2 separate regions of the Homo sapiens genome follow, and region 1 is linked to region 2. Evidence: chromatin loops called from intact Hi-C (ENCODE). Cell type or tissue: mammary epithelial cell. All regions are shown on one strand. Links, peaks and the distances in the headings refer to the core of each region. The heading gives the core; the rest is flanking DNA. Region 1 overlaps ATG7 (autophagy related 7). Region 2 overlaps ATG7 (autophagy related 7).

Region 1 (8,799 bases), core at 243-8,242, 140 kb after region 2:
GTTTACTGTTTAGTCTATCAGTTATAACATATATCCTTGACTTATCTCAGTCAAGCATTAATTCCTATCTTTAACCTCTTCCAAGACAATGCAAGAACCTTAGAACAGACTAATTCCAATCACCTACCTCCTCCAAGTTTTAATACTTTTCTTTTCTTTTCTTTTTTTTTTTTTTTGGAGACAGAGTCTTGCTCTGTAGCCCAGGCTGGAGTGCGGTGGCGCCATCTCGGCTCACTGCAACTTTCACCTCTCAGGTTCAAGTGATTCTCCTGCTTCAGCCTCCTGAGTAGCTGGAATTACAGGTGTCTGCCACCATGCCCGGCTAAACTTTAGTTTGTATTTTTTGTAGAGGTGGGGTTTCACTATGTTGGCCAGGCTGGTCTCAAACTCCTGACTTCGAGTGATCCGCCCACCTCGGCCTTAAATTTCTATTTTTAAAAAATATCCCACTCAATATTGTATTTTCTTATACAGTAAATGTTCAAATGTTCATTTAGAGTTACCCACATTTTTTTTTCTTTTGGGACAGTCTCGCTCTGTTGCTCAGGCTGGGGTACAGGGCACAATCATAGCTCACTACAGCCTCAAACTTCTGGGCTCAAGCAATCCTCTCACCTCAACCCCCTGAAGTAGCTGGAACTACAGGCATGCGTCTGGCTAATTTTTGTATTTTTAGTAAAGATGGGGTTTCACTGTGTTGGCAAGCCTGGTCTCAAATTCTTGACCTCAAGTGATGCGCTTGCCTCAGCCTCCAAAAGTGCTGGGATTACAGGCATGAGCCACTGTGCCTGGCCTAGAGTTATCCCCATCTTTAACCACTTTCTATACTTTTTTTTTTTTCCTATACTTCTGATTTAACGTTTTGGATCACCTTCCTCCTATTTGGAGAAGACCCAATAAAAGTCCTTTTGTGTAAACATGCTAGTGGTGGACTCTGTTCTTGTCTATACAAAATACCTTTAATACCTTCACTTTTACTCTTCCCCCCCTACCTTTTTTTTTTTTTTTTTTTTTTTTTTGAGACAGAGTCTCGCTCTGTCGCCCAGGCTGGAGTATAGTGGTGTGACCTCCGCTCACTGCGAGCTCCGCCTCCTCGGTTCACGCCATTCTCCTGCCTCAGCCTCCCGAGTAGCTGGGACTACAGGCGCCCACCACCACGCCCGGCTAATTTTTTGTATTTTTAGTAGAGACGGGGTTTCACCGTGTTAGCCAGGATGGTCTCGATCTCCTGACCTCGTGATCTGCCCGCTTCGGCCTCCCAAAGTGCTGGGATTACAGGCGTGAGCCACTGCACCCAGCCCTTTCATTCTTGAACGGTATTATCTGCTGGGTTTAAAATTGTGGGATGCGTTTCTTTCCTTCAGCACACTAAAGAAGTTATTTCCATTGTCATGTGGCTCACACTCTGCAAGTCAACTGTAAGCCTGACCATCATTCTTCAGAAGTTAATGTCTTTTCCCCATCCCCCACTGCTTTTAAGATGTCTTTATATTCCATTTTCTGAAGTTTGATTATGATGGGTCTTGGTGTGGATTTAGTTTTATTTGTACTGTTATAAATTTGTTGGGCTTCTTGGATTTGAGGCTTCAGGTTTTTCATTTGTTTCAAAAAAAGTTTATCTATAATCCCATTCAATGTTGCTATAGAACCATTATTTCTTTTTTTCTAGATTTCCAATTATGACTGTTAGACTTTCTCACTCTATCTTCTACCTTTTTTATATTTTCCATCTTTGTGTATACAGTGCTTCACTCTGAAGTTTCTTCTAACCTATTTTCCATTTCACTAATTTGCTCTTTAGATGTATATAATTGCCTATACACCTATTCATTTTGTTTTTGAATTTTCAGTTCTAGATTTCAGTTTTTTAAATCTGGAAAGCCGTATTTTAGAGTTTCCAGTCCCCAATACAACTAAAATTTGGGCTTTTACTTCCTTTAATGCTGTAAGAATAGTATTTCATAGTGTATGTCTAATAAGTACAATATCTAGAATCTCTGTATGTCTGTATTTCTTTTGTCTTTGCTTCTGCCAACTCTCACTTATGGTACCTTCTCTTCTTGTGTGCCTGGTTACCTCTGTGGCTGGATATTGTAACAGCAAAATTATCTATATAAATAATTTTAGGACTAGGATCATATTTCCCTCTAAGATTTCATTGCTTTTACCTGGCAACTATGGGCATTAGCTAAATAGAATTATCTTAATGCAAGGAAGCCTTACGGTTTCCGGGCCACTTAAATAATGTGAAATTGTTACAGCCAATGTGAGGGATGGTTTACACCCACTTCACCCTTACTCCTAGGTGTATCTCTTGATAGAGTTCCAACCCAAAGTCAAGAATGATTTATAAGGGTTCTCAGGCTTGAAAGCACCCAGACTACAAGTTTTATCTCCTTCACCTTGAAAGGACACTAAAGGTGTGGCTCACGCTCTCAACTTCCTTTTCCTGATCAGCAAATGGCCATAAAACAAAAAATTGCCCTAATACTACGGCTTTGCTCCTCTGTGCTTACATTCTCTCTCAAAGCTCAACTCAGAATCTCCTTATAATAGTGATTTGATGTTTAAGAAGATTTTTAGAAGCAACTGATCCAGTTTCTTAAGGTGACTTCAGTAAGAGAGCTGGTTTAAATCACCTGTCCTATCACTAGTTAAGACAGAAATCTCCCAGCATTCTGTTATATAATATATCCTTAGTACATGGTCTTACCTTGGCAATAACTGCCCCAAGGTGAAAAAGTTCTATGGTATTCTTTGAAGAATAGTAATAGCTCTTCTTGGTAGTAACTTGCCCTTATAGTACAGAGGAACTATAAAGGATGAGAGTTCGTTCAAGTTATAGTTCCTGTAATTTACTCATTCTATGACCCTGGACAACGATTTGTGTATAAAATTGAGTGGGGGATACAACATCTCCACAATACCAGAATATCAAATGAAAGAATGCAAAAAAGCTTGAAAAAGCCTACAAAGCTGGCCGGGCATGGTGGCTTATGCCTGTAATCCCAGCACTTTGGGAGGCCAAGGGAGGAGGACTGCTTGAGCTCAGGAGTCTGAGACCAGCCTAGGCAACATGGCGAATCCCTATCTCTACAAAATATACAACAATTAGCCTGGTGTGGTGGCATGCACCAGTATTCCCAGCTACTTGCGAGGGTGAGGCACGAGAATCCCTTGAACCTTGGAGGTGGAGGTTGCAGTGAGCCAAGATCGCACCTCTGCACTCCAGCCTGGGCAACCGAATGAGACTGAGATAAAAGAAAAAAAAAACCTACAAAACTATCAAAAATTATCATTCTCTTCTCTCTTCTCTGCCCCATGGTGAGCCATTCATCAATGGCTCTGACTAAAACACCATGGCAGGCCAAAGGTCAGTTGACATTTCAAGTCACTCATGAATGGCTGGCAACATTATACAAGACATAATATTTCCAGGGTCAAATAAAGAGATACCTATTATCTGTAATTTATTTTTAAATATTTCTGAATACACAGTATGAATGCATGCAAGTATGTGGGAAGACACACAAACCCTTTCTCCCTCCCTCCCTCCCTTCCTCTTATGGGTAGCTAGTTAGTATCTGAGGTACCCTAATCAGGAGTGCATACCCCAGGTGTGGCTATTACAAAAGCATCAGCTACAGCTTTGAAATCTATACTAGAGGATTTCCTCACAAGTATAAAGGATGGTAGAAATAATTTTTCCGATGAAAACAATAGAATTCAATATATATATGTGTTGGCTGGAAATACTGTACAGGGATCTCTAACCTTGCATATATACGTGGGTTATAAGAATCTGGCAAACCAGGCAGCCTAACACTTTCTGCAGTGGCACTCTGGTCCTGGGTCTGGACACTTAACAGAGGATTCCATCACCTGCGCCAATGAAAAGTTTAGATGTGTCCTGTATTGAGAATTTTTCTGCATCTGTTTCTACCTAAACTTTGACGTGAGATACATACCCAAAGGACAGGTTGGGGCTTTTCCCAGTCCACAGGAACATGCTGAATGACTAACTTTTGTGCCTGCTTGCTAATGTTCTTATCTGTGGCAAAATTTAGTCTGAGACTTGACTTTATTGTTACAGATCACCTGGTAGCATAACTTCTAATATAGGACGTTACCAGTTTCTACCAAACAAACAAAAAACTTGCACCATTAGGAGCCACAAAATCAGTTCAGCTCAGTTTGCAACAATTGTGGTGCATCAAATTTCCTAAATGAAGCCTGTTGGGACATAACCTCAAAGCCGGAATATTATGATTCTGATCAAGCTGATATACATATTTGCCATCCCAGGCCCTCCAAGAGAAAGGCTGTTTCTCTTCAGTGGGAAAACCACAGGAAGCTACAGAGACAGCCTTGGGGTGTGGGTTTTGCTGGGCCTGGGTGCCTGCCAAAAATACCATCGTTCTGTTTCTTGGCCCCTAGAATGCAATGATACCTAAGCTTTTGTTTTTTTGTTTTGTTTTGTTTTTTTTGTTTGTTTTTTTAATGATTTCCCCAAAACCACCTGGACTCTGTATTCTACTCAAAATGATGTCATTTAAAGAATATCTGTATTCAAGGGAATATATGGGAGAAAGCTACCCTACTTCAAGTAAATGCAAACCAGAAATATTTGCATTTTCAAAACAGCACTGTCTTGGATTCTTAGCAGCTGCATGTCCCTGCCCTCCAAATGTTTCTTAAAATACTTAAGCTGAGAATTAACCAAAATGGGAGATGAACTATGTTTGTCATAAACAGTTTGAGAAAAAGCTTTTAAACTCTCAACCCCCAGCCTGCATCTGTGCTAAAGGACACCTAGAAGTTGCTCTAGCCCACATGACTTTCAAGATGCTACAGTCTGAAACATGACCATAAGAAATACATTCCTCTGGGTATCAGCATTCCCTTTTCAAAGGACAAGATTTCCAAAGACAGCCTGAAGGAGCCTAACCAATTAAGTCCTCGAAGCTGCTAAAAATTTAAAGTGAAATTACCCCCCCCCCAATAAGTACAATGGAATTCTATGCATATGAATCCTACCACATCACTGTCTGAGAGATGATTAATATGGTAGAAAAGTGAACAAGAAGTTGGAAATCCTGGACTTTCATGTAATTTCTCTGAGCCTAATGCTCTCTCCATCTGATAGACTGGGAAGCGCTCTTGCTAGCCAATTCATAAGACACTGGAAAGGGATACTGGGAAAACATCCATAAAACGATGCCAAAGGAACAGAGAAATGCTGTAGCACTTGAAAAGATTAAACCAAGTCCTCCCTGCCCATGTTGCACTGGCTTCCAACCCATTTATAGCTGCGGTAGAAAAAGCAAGATGATTGAGGCTGTAAAAAGGCTTCCAAGAAGCAATGTGGGACAGGGACAAGAACCGCTGTGCTGGCAGGCAGGCATCACCCTGAGCCCAGCACTGCCATGCTGGTTCTCTTCTGTCCCTGCCTCTAACAGCACAGAGAAATTCAGAGGGAACACAGACAAGAAAACTCTCCCAAGATTTATGCCAGCTCATCTAAAGTCGTAGGCTTAACATTGGCCACAGACACCTGCACAGATCTTCAGCCTCCAGGAAATGAGAATTCATCCTTCCCCATCAGTGCATGCTCCGGGGAACATTAAACCTCAGCTTCATTTAGGTTAATAATTAAGCTCCTAGATTTACAGCTGTCATGAAAAGAAAAGGGAAAAGGAAAGAAAAAGAAAAAGAATCTAAAAACTTGCACATTAGTATTTGCTCACATCTTGAGGCCAGGCCCTTTTTTGTTCCCCTCCTTTTTTGTCAACTTCTAAAGATGGAAAGTTTTTTATGGCTGTAAATGACAAAAATGAGTATATTCAGGAAAGGAAATGGGAACGGCACCTGATCTCTGTTCAGACAAAAGATCAACGGAAAACACTGACAGTGCCAACTACATGACACCCATCACACGAGCTCTTATTCCAACTTCATGGCTATGGTACTGCAACTACATCATACCTGAGGAAACTGAAGCTCAAAGTTTGAGATACTTGCTCAAGGTCACATGGTTAGTGGGTAGCAGATAAAGCCAGTGCTCACTGCTGCTGCACTAGTCATATCAAAATGTCCTGCCAGCTCTTAGCTCAAAAGATAGGATACTTTTGAATTCCCTTCTAACGTTCTCATTTGTTCACACCCATGTGCCATTTTAAGCCTTGCAGTACTTTAACTTGCAGTTTTTTAAAAATTTCCTGCAAATTGCTCATTCTCTTTATTCACAACACACAGCTTCAAATTACTTTCTGGAAAAAAAAAAAAATCAAACCCACCCACAAAGGTCAAAAAGTTACCACTGCTGAGGCTATTATGAGGAAAATACTGTGAGAGTAAAAGCAATTTCCCAAGAAGAACAGATCAAACTAGCACAGCCCAACAGAAACATACAGTCTCCTCCAGGGAGCACTGTGAAAGGGTCCATTTGTTGGGACTGCAGTCCTTCTGCTGAGTGGGATAGGATGACATAGGTCTCATTTTCCAGGTATACTTTCAGCGCCTATTGGAATATTATCAAAAATAGCAACTAGTGAGTGATTAGGCAAAGACAGCAGATATTGTTAAATGAAACTCTTGCTCCTCCAATAGAGCTGGGAGACACATGTTTTTGTTTTCTTACTCAGACATTAGTCTATTAGCAAGTCATTTTGCACTCACTTTTTAAAAAATCTGTGTGCCTTATGATTAAAATCAATCTTCCTTATCAGTCAAGTCAAACTGAAATAACGAAAATATTGTACATAGGCCTATTAGCAATTTTATGGAAGGTTTTACTCAGGCAACAAAATAAATAGTCTTCTTTAAGAAAGAGCGATGTTGAGCTCACATTCCACATTTGGGATACGTAGGAGGTTTCAACACAACAATGAGTAATTACCACTTGCCTCAATCCCCACTTTCGTTACCCTCTCCCTTCAAGGTCCTTTGTGGAAGAGCTGACATATAAAGAAAGGAAAATGCAAAGTACAACTGAGAACTAAGAGAAATCCAAATTTTTCCCAGGCCTTCGCACATAACACAAAAATATGCTTTTGCATGGATTTCTATCCCAAGTTGGAAGGTCAATAGAGTTCTTTAAAATATCCAAATGCTTCAGTGAATCCAGAGTCAATTACAAAGACACCTTAGCTGCCAAGACTTATGACGACAGGTGAGTTCAGATTACGATTCAACACATGCTCCACAGTAGTCCTCGTGGGAGGCTGCACATATATTCCAATGATGCTGCCTTTACTCAAGACTCTGCTGAATACACCCTTGTGTACTGTCAAGAAGACTCCTCTAATTTGCAAAACTTGCTCATGTGTATTCTCCCACTGACTGTTCACATTTGGCACACTTGCAGTAGCTTAAGGCCCACACAGGCGGTATTTTCCCGTTTTAGTATGATGGCTGTAAATTCAAGATGTCTAACTTTGCTATGTGATTTAACCAGTCATTAGATATTCTAGAGAAGAGAACCATGTAGCTTATTCTGTGTTAAAAAAAAAAAAAAAAAAAGCACTAACAAAACTTTCATAATGAAAGAATTATATAAAACTAGAGAAGGTCAGACACTCTAGAAAACTATGATTAAGTTCATATCCATATCACTATCATAAATACAGTATAACATGTTATATGAACAAGTCATAAGGGTAACTTCAGGAATAAGACATTCTCAAACAGTTCTTTCACATCTTTTTTTTTTTTTTTTTTTTTTTTTGAGACAGGGTCTCTCTCTGTTCCCCAGGCTGGAGCACAGTGGCACCATCTCGACTCACTGCAACCTCCACCTCCTGGGTTCAAAGATTCTTCTGCCTCAGCCTCCCAAGTAGCTGGGATTACAAGTGTGGCTAATTTTTGTATTTTTAGTAGAGACAGGGTTTCGCCATGTTGGCCAGGCTGGTCTTGAACTCCTGACCTCAGGTGATCTGCCCCCCTCAGCCTCCCACAGTGCTGATATTACAGGTGTGAACCACCATGCCAGGCCTATATTTAGGTACTTAAAATACTCTAAGTAGTGATATATACATTGTATAAAGCCTGTGTGTGTAAGACCATATATGTCCATAAAAGCTTTCCCAGTTCCAGCTGATGGCTCCCTTGTTTCAGCAGCTGGGTAGCAGTTACAAGTCCATGTTCCTCCCTCCCTATCTTACAAAGTTATTGAGGGTATAGGCAAGAGGATGAAGATGAATGTACTATATGAATAAAAAAAAGAAAGAAGGGGCCTGGCGCAGTGGCTCACACCTGTAATCCCAGCACTTTGGGAGGCCGAGGTGGGTGGATCATGAGGTCAGGAGATCCAGACCATCCTAGCTAACACGGTGAAACCCTGTCTCTACTAAAAGTACAAAGAATTAGCCAGGCGTGGTGGCAGGCACCTGTAGTCCCAGCTACTTGGGACGCTGAGGCAGGAGAATGGCATGAACCTGGGAGGCGGAGCTTGCAGTGAGCTGAGATAGCGCCACTGCACTCCAGCCTGAGCAACAGAGCAAGACTCCTTAAAAAAAAAAAAAAAAAGAAGGAACATGAGCAGTGGCTAGTTGGGGACCTTTGCCCATCAGGAGTCAAGTCAATGCACCCTGCTAGCAGAGGGAGAACTAACCGTCTGAACTCTGAGGAGAGTTAGTACCGTCCTCCATCACCCAGTTGGATACAGCTGGGCCTAAAGAAATGAAATAGTTGATCAAGAGACTACACAATCTCAGAGACACAAAAACTAGTGGTAAATCAGCCCCTGCATCTCCCTTTACTACAGTTGAGGAAAAGGAGTCCCCAGAGGTAGATGGTCAG
Region 2 (8,799 bases), core at 247-8,246:
CCATTTTATAAACAATTCAGAGTTTTCTGCTTCTAGTTTCTTTTGTTTTACTCTTTTCTGTTTCTCTGCTGATAAATATGAGGTGCTAAGTTCAAAATGTAAGGCTACATTTTGGCTAACAGAAAAGAAATAACAACTGTGGCTTCAAAAAATAACATCTTTAAAGAATCAGCTCCATGTGTTCCCTTGCATCTGTTCTACCTTCTCAGGAAGCAGTTTTTAATGAGTTTTTCGTCATTTCAGAGAAGATTTCAGAGAAGAGTTTCTGCTTTCAAGTATTTGTGTAATGGCTTTTTTTTTTTTTTTTTAACAGAAGGGGGATTTTTCTCTGTGGTCCCAAACTACCTGGAGAAGACAAATCAAAGTTCATGTTGTGAACAACATGAACAGAAGAATAACAGCAAGCAAGCTAACGTATGGGCCTGCTCCTTAAAATTACACTTAAAAATCACTTTATCTTTCTTAAGAAATTATTGCAAGCTGGACTGGAAAAAAAATCACCCCAGAGGAGGTTTACCATATAAATAACCACTAAGAGATCATTTTCTTTGTTTTTGTTGGCATGGGTCTTGCTGAGTTTAAATGAACACTCACGGTGATGATGAAAGGGAGCTGGAGAGGAGGGCTTGGGGGTCAGCAGCTCAGCATGGCCACCCTGAGAAAGTGCCCAGCCAAAGGGGCCTCCCAAGCCCCGGGCATTATTCAGACCCGGGGTGAAGAGCACTGCCCACTGAACCCTCCACTGTCTGCTCTGCGCACCAGCGCACCTCCGGGCTGCTCTGTCTCTGACCTTTCCTCCAGTCATTCCCGCTCAGGCTGGGGCTTGCTTCTCCTCGCCACCCTGTCTGTGACACCTTACTAGCTAGCATCCTGGGGCACGGTGTTCATGTGAGGCAGTGCTGACTCTGGGGGCTGGGGTGGTGCAAAGATAACAAGACTCAGGTCCTCCTCCAAAGCACTTTTAACTCTCAACAAAATAATTCATTTTTACCAACTGCTGATTGCATTTCAGGCACCATGCTAACGACATCTCATGCAGTATCTAGACCCATCCTTGCCACAAGGGGAGATGGTGTTATTGTTAACCTCATTTCTTGGGAGAGAAGCTGGTGTTGTTTCGTTTTTTACGACAGGTCTCACTCTGTCACCTAGACTGGAGTGCAGTGGCACAGTCATGACTCACTGTAGCCTCGGCCTTGGGGACTCAAGCAGTGTTCCTGCCTCAGCCTCTTGAGTAGCTGAAACCACAGGTGCGCACCACCACACCTGGCTAATTTTTGAATTTTATGAACGGACAGGACGTTGCCATGTTGCCCAGGCTGGTCTCTAACTCCTGGGCTCAAGCAATCCTCCTACCTTGGCCTCCCAAAGCACTGGGATTACAGGCATGAGGCACTGCACCCAGCCTGAGAAGCCTGTGTTCCTCACCACTGATTCCATCTCCCTCTCTCTGCCTCCACCTCCTCTTTCCAGACTCAGCTCTGTCCTCCTCCGTTTCCTCCTCTGTTTTGGGCCATAGCACACAACACTTCCGGTTTGTCCCTTGCAGATGATGTGTGCCGGCTCCTTGAGATCAGCGAGTATGCATTAGTTTTGTGTCTGCAGCATCTCATGTGGTGCATTGCATCAATAAATGCTCAACAAATCAGAAATCATACTCAATACACGCTTGTTGAATGAGCAAATCTTCTTTTGACTCTTAGGAACCTTGGGGGCAAGAACCCCAGCCCTGCAGCGCCCCACAGTCCCTTACAGGGTGGCGTGTGGGGCGGAGGGGAGAGGAGGAAGAGGAGGAGGAGGAATAAAATCCAATATTTTAGTTTCTAAGTCAAAACAACTAATCATTTTCTAAGAGAAGATTCTGGGAGAAATTTGATAAAATGATGCCAACAAAGTGTTTAGCGCAGTGCTTGGCACACAGTAAGCACTCAATAAATGTTAGCTGCTCTGTTATTAGACTTTTTTTTTTTTTTTTTTTTTCCTGAGACAGGGTCTCACTCTTGTCACCCAGGCTGAAGTGCAGTGGTAGGATCTGGGCTCACTGCAGCCTCAACCTCCTGGGCTCAGGTGATCCTCCCACCTCAGCCTCCCGAGTAGCTGGGACTACGGACATGTGCCATCATGCCTGGCTAATTTTTTGCAAAGACAGGGTTTTGCCATGTTGCCCAGGCTGGTCTCAAACTCTTGGGCTCAGGCAATCCAACTCCCTTGGCATCCCAAAGTGCTGGATTATAGGCATGAGCCATTGCACCTGGCCTAGACCATTTTTATGGTATGTTGTCAGGGTAGAGTTTAGTGCAAACCAATATGCAGACTTGCGGACCATGTGATTGCCCCTTGGGCTTAAGGAAATCTACAGAGAGGTGAGCACCCTAATGCCAGCCAGTAATGGACTGGCACACAGGGGGTGGTGGGACCTCAGGAAGGTGCTTTGCCTTGCCAGGTGGGTTGCACCCCAGTGCATTCATAAACAGGCTCAGACCTAAGTGCCAAGCATTAAGTGACCTGTTCCTCTGTGCCCCCCACCTCTCAGGCTAATGCACAGTGCTCCCTGCCCCACACTCACATTCATACTCTTCCTTGACTTCCTCTGGACTCTGCCTTGGCTGGGTACCCTGCACAGCCCCCCCTTCTTCTAGACTGCCAGACCTGGGGCAGAACAACGGGGTTTTAGTCTTGACTCTGTACCTACTGCTGACAGCACCAGGCAGGAGAATAACTTCTCTGTGCCTCAGCCCTTCCCTGCCAACCAGCCAGAGAGGCAAGAAGCCCGCTCTGCCGACTCCATAGTCCTGTGGTGAGCAGACACTTAGCCAGGACCACGGTGAGTGAGGAAGGCAGTCTTCATTTTATTATTATTATTTTCCGAGATAGAGTATCACTCTGTCACCCAGGCTGGAGTGCAGTGGCGTGACCTTGGCTCACTGCAACCTCTGCCTCCCAGGGGCAAGCAACACCGTTGCCTCAGCCTCCCAAGTAGCTGTGATTACAGGTGTGCACCATCACGCCTGGCTAATTTTTGTATTTTTAGTAGAGACAAGGTTTCACCATGTTGACCAGGCTGGTCTCGAACTCCTGACCTCAAGTGATCTGCCTGACTCAGCCTCCCAAAGTGCTGGGATTACAGGCTCAGGCTTCATTTTAAAGGTAGAACGTGGAAATTATTATTTATTATTAAGAAGGATTGAAGAGAGAAAGATACTGGCTCAGTGGGGGTCACTGCTGGAGGGTGGGGTCAGGAGGGCAACAGCGGTTGGTCTCAGAGGAGGGGATTCATTTCACCATCAAGTCTGGAATGGGTGCCGACTGGAAAGAATTGGGGTTTTTCTTGTATTTATCTTTGCATTTCTTGCATTTCTTTAAAGCAAATCATCATTTCCCAATTCAGCATCCAAGTTTCTCAAAACTGATGAAAGACAGTCTGGAAGCTACACTCCTGTACCCAAGCTCAGGTCATTCTGGCTGTTTAAATGCAGAAGGTGGCGATGCAGAGTGCTTCTCGGAGTACGGCCAGGCAGCCTGCTAACAGCACAGGGACTGCACGCGCACCGCACACACACTGCTTTCCTCTGAGAGCATGCCACTGCTTGCAGGGCCTCGCTCTCTCTGGGAGCCGCTCTGACAAATGCTTTAATTGTTCAAAGCAGACAGAGTTTGTTTAGTCATGTCTGCTGAGGTGGGAAGGGTATTATAACACATCTGTGCTGGCTCTTTCTGCATGGGTCATCCAGTTCTCAGGCCTGCCTGCAACCACCACCCTCCAGCCAAGACCGAGAGGCGTCCTCAAAAAAGCCAACGACACCTCTGATCCAAGTAGAAGGTCCTCCTCTGTCCAAAACACATACATGCACTTTCAAAAGAAAAGGAGTGAGAAGGAAGTCTCTGGGCCCCTCCTGTCTCCTGGGCAAGAGGATGGTGGTGCAGATGGGTCATGCTAGGGTGAGTAAGAAAAGGGCAAAGGAGCAAAAGGTGACAGAGCCAACACCTGAGGGGCTGACGAGCACAGAGCCATCTCAGCATCCTTGGTACCTTCGGGCAGAGACATCAACTCTCTGGTCCTTTCTGCCCTGTCCCCTCCCACTGCTACCACGATGACGTGTGGGGTGTCCCCTGCCATGCTTGCCACTGAAGAGACCAGGACGTTGCTAACCAGGTGAAGCCTCAATTATGAGAAAAAAATCAAGAAGTTCCCTATTTTTAAGGCTGTGGTATTCAAGAGCCAGGTGGTCACAGGGACAAACTTCACGTTGCTGATAACATCGTATACTTCCAAGTATTTAACAAGTCTCCCTCATGAAAACAAGCCCTTGACCTCATCTGACTACCAGCCCAAGGCCAACAGGACAAGCTGCTGTATTTCTAAGTCCTGATTTTGAAGAAGGCCCTTCATTCATATGACTAAGACTTAAAACAATTCTCTGTTTGAAGCCACGTATCTGGGAACATAAAATCAATGTCATCTATAGGCTTTACTGCTTGTGGTAGGAGGGGCAAGCAGCTTCTCTTGTGTTACGGTTCCTAAATGTTATTGGATTTTTCCTCCCAATCAATGATCTTAATTACTTTCAAAAAGGGCTATATATTATCTTTAAATATTTATTTGTTAAGTCTTAAAAAACAAAGCAAACTCCCAACTCTTCAACCTGGCTGGCTTTGGAGGTGCCCCAGGATGTCAGCCTCAGCCTCTTCATTCCCAGGCCTTCCTTGCCCCGTCCCCCTCCCATGCCCTCCTGTCCACCTACACGTGTAGTTTCCACTGTCACCTGAATGTACCGCCCCCTTTTTTCCACAGTGCCTTCCATATGGTATTTCTTCTACCTGAAATGTCCTCCAGGCCCACCTTTGCAGTTCCCATCCATTCTGCAGAAAGCCTATCTGTACCTCTCTCCCTCCAGCTGACAGTCTGACCGAATATGCAGTCATGAGTCCAACATCTTATTTATGACTTATCTTCTGCTGTGTCCCTGAATTGTGATTTTATTCTCATAATGCTGTTTTAACTTTTTTTTTTTTTTTTTTTTTGAGATGGAGTCTTGCTCTGTCGCCCATGCTGGAGTGCAATGGCACCATCTCGGCTCACTGCAACCTCCGCCTCCTGGGTTCAAGTGATTCTCCTGCCTCAGCCTCCCGAGTAGCTGGGACTACAGGTGCGCACCACCATGCCCGGCTAATTTTTGTATTTTTAGTAGAGATGGGGTTTCACCATATTGGCCAGGCTGGTCTCAAACTCCTGACCTTGTGGATCTTCCTGCCTCAGCCTCCCAAAGTGCTGGGATTACAGGAATGAGTCACTGCGCCCAAACTATTTTAACTTTCTATATGCATTTTGTATTGTGTCCTCTGGTAGACTCTATGTCAGACTGTGATATCAGAGGTAAGCATTTTTCTCTGTAGGCTTCTCAAGGTCTCTGATGATGGCTGACACATAGGAGGTACGTGACCATCTGACTTCCCGGATATTGGTGACTGTAAGTGACTGACTGCGATTCCTCTGAAGGTAAGATAGCTATCTTATGTTTTTTTAAAGTATGTGCCATTATGACTTCAATAAACCTGGGCACATAAGCAGGGGCTGCTCCTTGCTGATTTAATAACAGCAGCTCAAGATATATTTGTTGAATGAAGTCAATATTGTTGCAGGCTATAAAGAAGATTCAGTGCAGAAAACCTTGCCCCGTGAAATGGTTATCTTTCAAACCAGAAGAGTAAACAGAACTTTACTTCATTAAGTTGTTCGTTTACTTCTCATGTTGGTCCCCAACATGAGAAGGCAACAGAAGGCCCACAATTGAAGCAGAAGGGACCACACGTGGGTGATCTTCAAGTAACAGGCAAAGCAGGGAAGATTTAATGATTCAAGATGACAGGCAGGACTGCAGGATGCATCACAAATCAGCCCACTCCTGCATTTCTGCATGGATACGGGCAACACATTACTGTGTTTGTAGTCACAAACAAGGAAATGAAAATACCTGCTTTGGAACAAAATCTTACCTATGTTGGCTGTTACAACATCTGAAATAGAAAAGACATCTGAAAGGCCTTATATAACTGTAACTTGAGTTTTTAAATTAAAACTAAGAGTGTTACTCAGCCTCTTTAAACTATAACCCATTTGTTACAGGCAAATCTTAAAGCAGTTAAAATCCTTTCTAGGATAGAATTTTCTCAAACTTTGATATGTTTGCCTTCTATATGATTGTGGGGCATACATTGTAACTCTCATGCCTATGACCACAGATCTCTGTATTCCTTCCCATGCAATCCTGATAATACTGATAATTGAGGTGTTTATGTAGCATGAAAAATAGTTCAGTGCCACTGATGATATCCCATGAGTTCCCAGGAATGCAAATTCTTAACTATGGTATTAAATAGTTACCCAGGGACAGGTAGAAGAGAATGACATTATCTCAGGAAGACAAGGATGGTTCAATATAAGAAAAAAAGGCCAGGCGTGGTGGCTCATGCCTGTAATCCCAGCACTTTGGGAGGCCAAGGTGAGTGGATCACCTGAGGTCAGGAGTTCAACCTGGCCAACATGGCGAAACCCCATCTCTGCCAAAAATACAAAAATTAGCTGGGTGTGGTGGCATGTGCCTGCAATCCCAGCTACTCAGGAGGCTAAGGCAGGAGAACTGCTCAAACTTGGGAGGCAGAGGTTGCAGTGAGCCGAGAGCGTGCTACTGTACTCCAGCCTGGACAACAGAGTGAGACTCCACCTCAAAAAAATGTGTGTATATGTATATGTATGTATATATATATATATATATATACACACACACACACACACACACACACACACATATATACACACACACATATATATACTATATATATAGTAATTTAATATACCACACTATTAGTTTTTATAAAAGGACAAAAAATTAAACATCTCAAAAGATGCAGAAAAAGTTTTTTACCTTCACTCACAATTTTAATAAAACAGAAAATCAGTAACAAAAGGGAACTTCCTTAATAAAATCTACAGCAAACATGATGGTAAATGGTAAAACTTTAGATTCATTCTTAACAAAGTCAGGAACAATTTCAGGAATCTTCCATAAGCAGTTCATTTCAACATTATTTTGTAGCCTTAGTGAATGCAGTAAAACAAGAAAAAGAAATGAGGTACACAGACAACAAGAGTATAAACTATTGTTATTTGCAAAAGATACCACTGTCTACGTGGAAAATCTGAAAGAATTTTCAAACTGTTACAACTAACAAGATAGGTCAACAATGCTGGTGGAATATAATCAACATACAAAAATCAATAGTTTTGCTATACACCAATAATAACCACTTTGACAAAATGTAGTAGAATCAGGGACATTGCTAATAATCCTATTGCTTATAAATTAGCATCTTAAAAAATAGTCAAAATTCTATTATGGTAAGAGTTCTTGATGAAGATTATGTTTCTTGTTGTCTGGGGGTTTTTTTGTTGTTTTTGAGACTTGAGTCTCACTCTGCCACCTAGGCTGGAGTGCAGTGGAGTGATCACGGCTCACTAAAGCCTCGGCCTCCCTGGGCTCAAGTGACTCTCTTGCCTCAGCCACCTGAGTAGCTGGGATTACAGGCATGCACCACTAGGCCCGGCTAATTTTTGTATTTTTTGTAGAGATGGGGTCTCGCCATGTTGCCAAGGCTAGTCTTGAACTCCTGAGCTCAAGCGATCTGACCACCTCAGCTTCCCAAAGTGCTGGGATTACAGGCATGAACCATGGTGCCTGGCCCTTGATGAAGATTATGATTCAAGATTACAGAATTTCATATTCTGCCTGTGAATTTGGGAAACAGAGCAGCAGTTATCACATTTATATCAGCACAGCACTGAACAGTTTACCAAGCCTAGTCAACTATCACAATAACATTTTAAATTCTCAAAATAATCCTGTGAGAGAGGTAGAGTCTCTACACATGAGGAATTAAAGGTGACAGAACTTTTCAGCAGCTGCTAGTGGTCTTTTGATTTAAAAATGGCTATAACTGGCGAGGTGCAGTGGCTCACACCTGTAATCCCAGCACTTTGGGAGGCCGAGGCGGGCAGATCACAACGTCAGGAGATCGAGACCATCCTGGCTAACACGGTGAAACCCCGTCTCTACTAAAAATACAAAAAATTAGCCAGGTGTGGTGGCGGGTACCTGTAGTTCCAGCTACTCAGGAGGCTGAGGCAGGAGAATGGTGTGAACCCAGGAGGCAGAGCTTACAGTGAGCCGAGATCACGCCACTGCACTCCAGCCTGGGCGACAGAGCAAGACTCCGTTTAAAAAAAAAAAAAAAAAGGCTATAACTAGATATTAATGTTGGCTGTGTAAAAGGTGTTAATCAACAAACAAATGAGCATCTGTCACATACAAGGGCAAAGGAGTAAAAAAAAAAAAAAAAAAAAATCACATGTCTTACTGTGAACCTCTTATGAGTAAAGTTAATCATTCAGGCTAAAGAGGGAACATTTTGTTTCCTCTTTTCAAGGAATAGTTAAATAAATAAATAATTTCTACTTTCACTGGCTGGGTACAGTGGCTCATACCTATAATCCTAGCACTTTGGGAGGTCAAGGCGGGTAGATCACCTGAGGTCAGGAGTCCGAGACAACCCTGGCCAACATGGCAAAACCACATCTCTACTAAAAATAAAAAAATTAGCTGGGTGTGGTAGTGCACGCCTGTGGTCCCAGCTGAGGCTGAGGCAGGACAATCACTTGAGCCCAGAAGGTGGAGGTTGCAGTGGGCTGAGATCGCGCCACTGCACTCCAGCCTAGGTGACAGAGCCAGTCTCAAAAATAAATAA

What was found. Peaks named below come from ENCODE experiments on the same cell type or tissue, not always from the same donor. Only the 100,000 strongest peaks of a DNase experiment are listed, where the experiment ranks them.
Region 1: a loop joins it to region 2, with 4 times the contacts of the local background. A loop is called at or near these places in 12 of 110 quality-filtered maps.

The regions. Positions count from the first base shown.
Region 1 is chr3:11,388,160-11,396,958 of GRCh38, reverse strand. All of the region lies in intron 19 of ATG7 (autophagy related 7), which reads right to left. Among named protein-coding and RNA genes, the nearest start is that of ATG7, 120 kb to the right of the region's middle. In mammary epithelial cell, for the core only: no CTCF peak of the experiment used is centred there; a DNase peak (open chromatin) is centred at 4,178; H3K27ac peaks cover 795 bases.
Region 2 is chr3:11,525,049-11,533,847 of GRCh38, reverse strand. The region is part of intron 20 of ATG7 (autophagy related 7); the gene reads right to left. It also overlaps the pseudogene CSTBP1. Among named protein-coding and RNA genes, the nearest start is that of VGLL4, 110 kb to the left of the region's middle. RefSeq lists an enhancer at 243-743. In mammary epithelial cell, for the core only: a CTCF peak has its summit at 3,475; a DNase peak (open chromatin) is centred at 3,577; H3K27ac peaks cover 1,390 bases.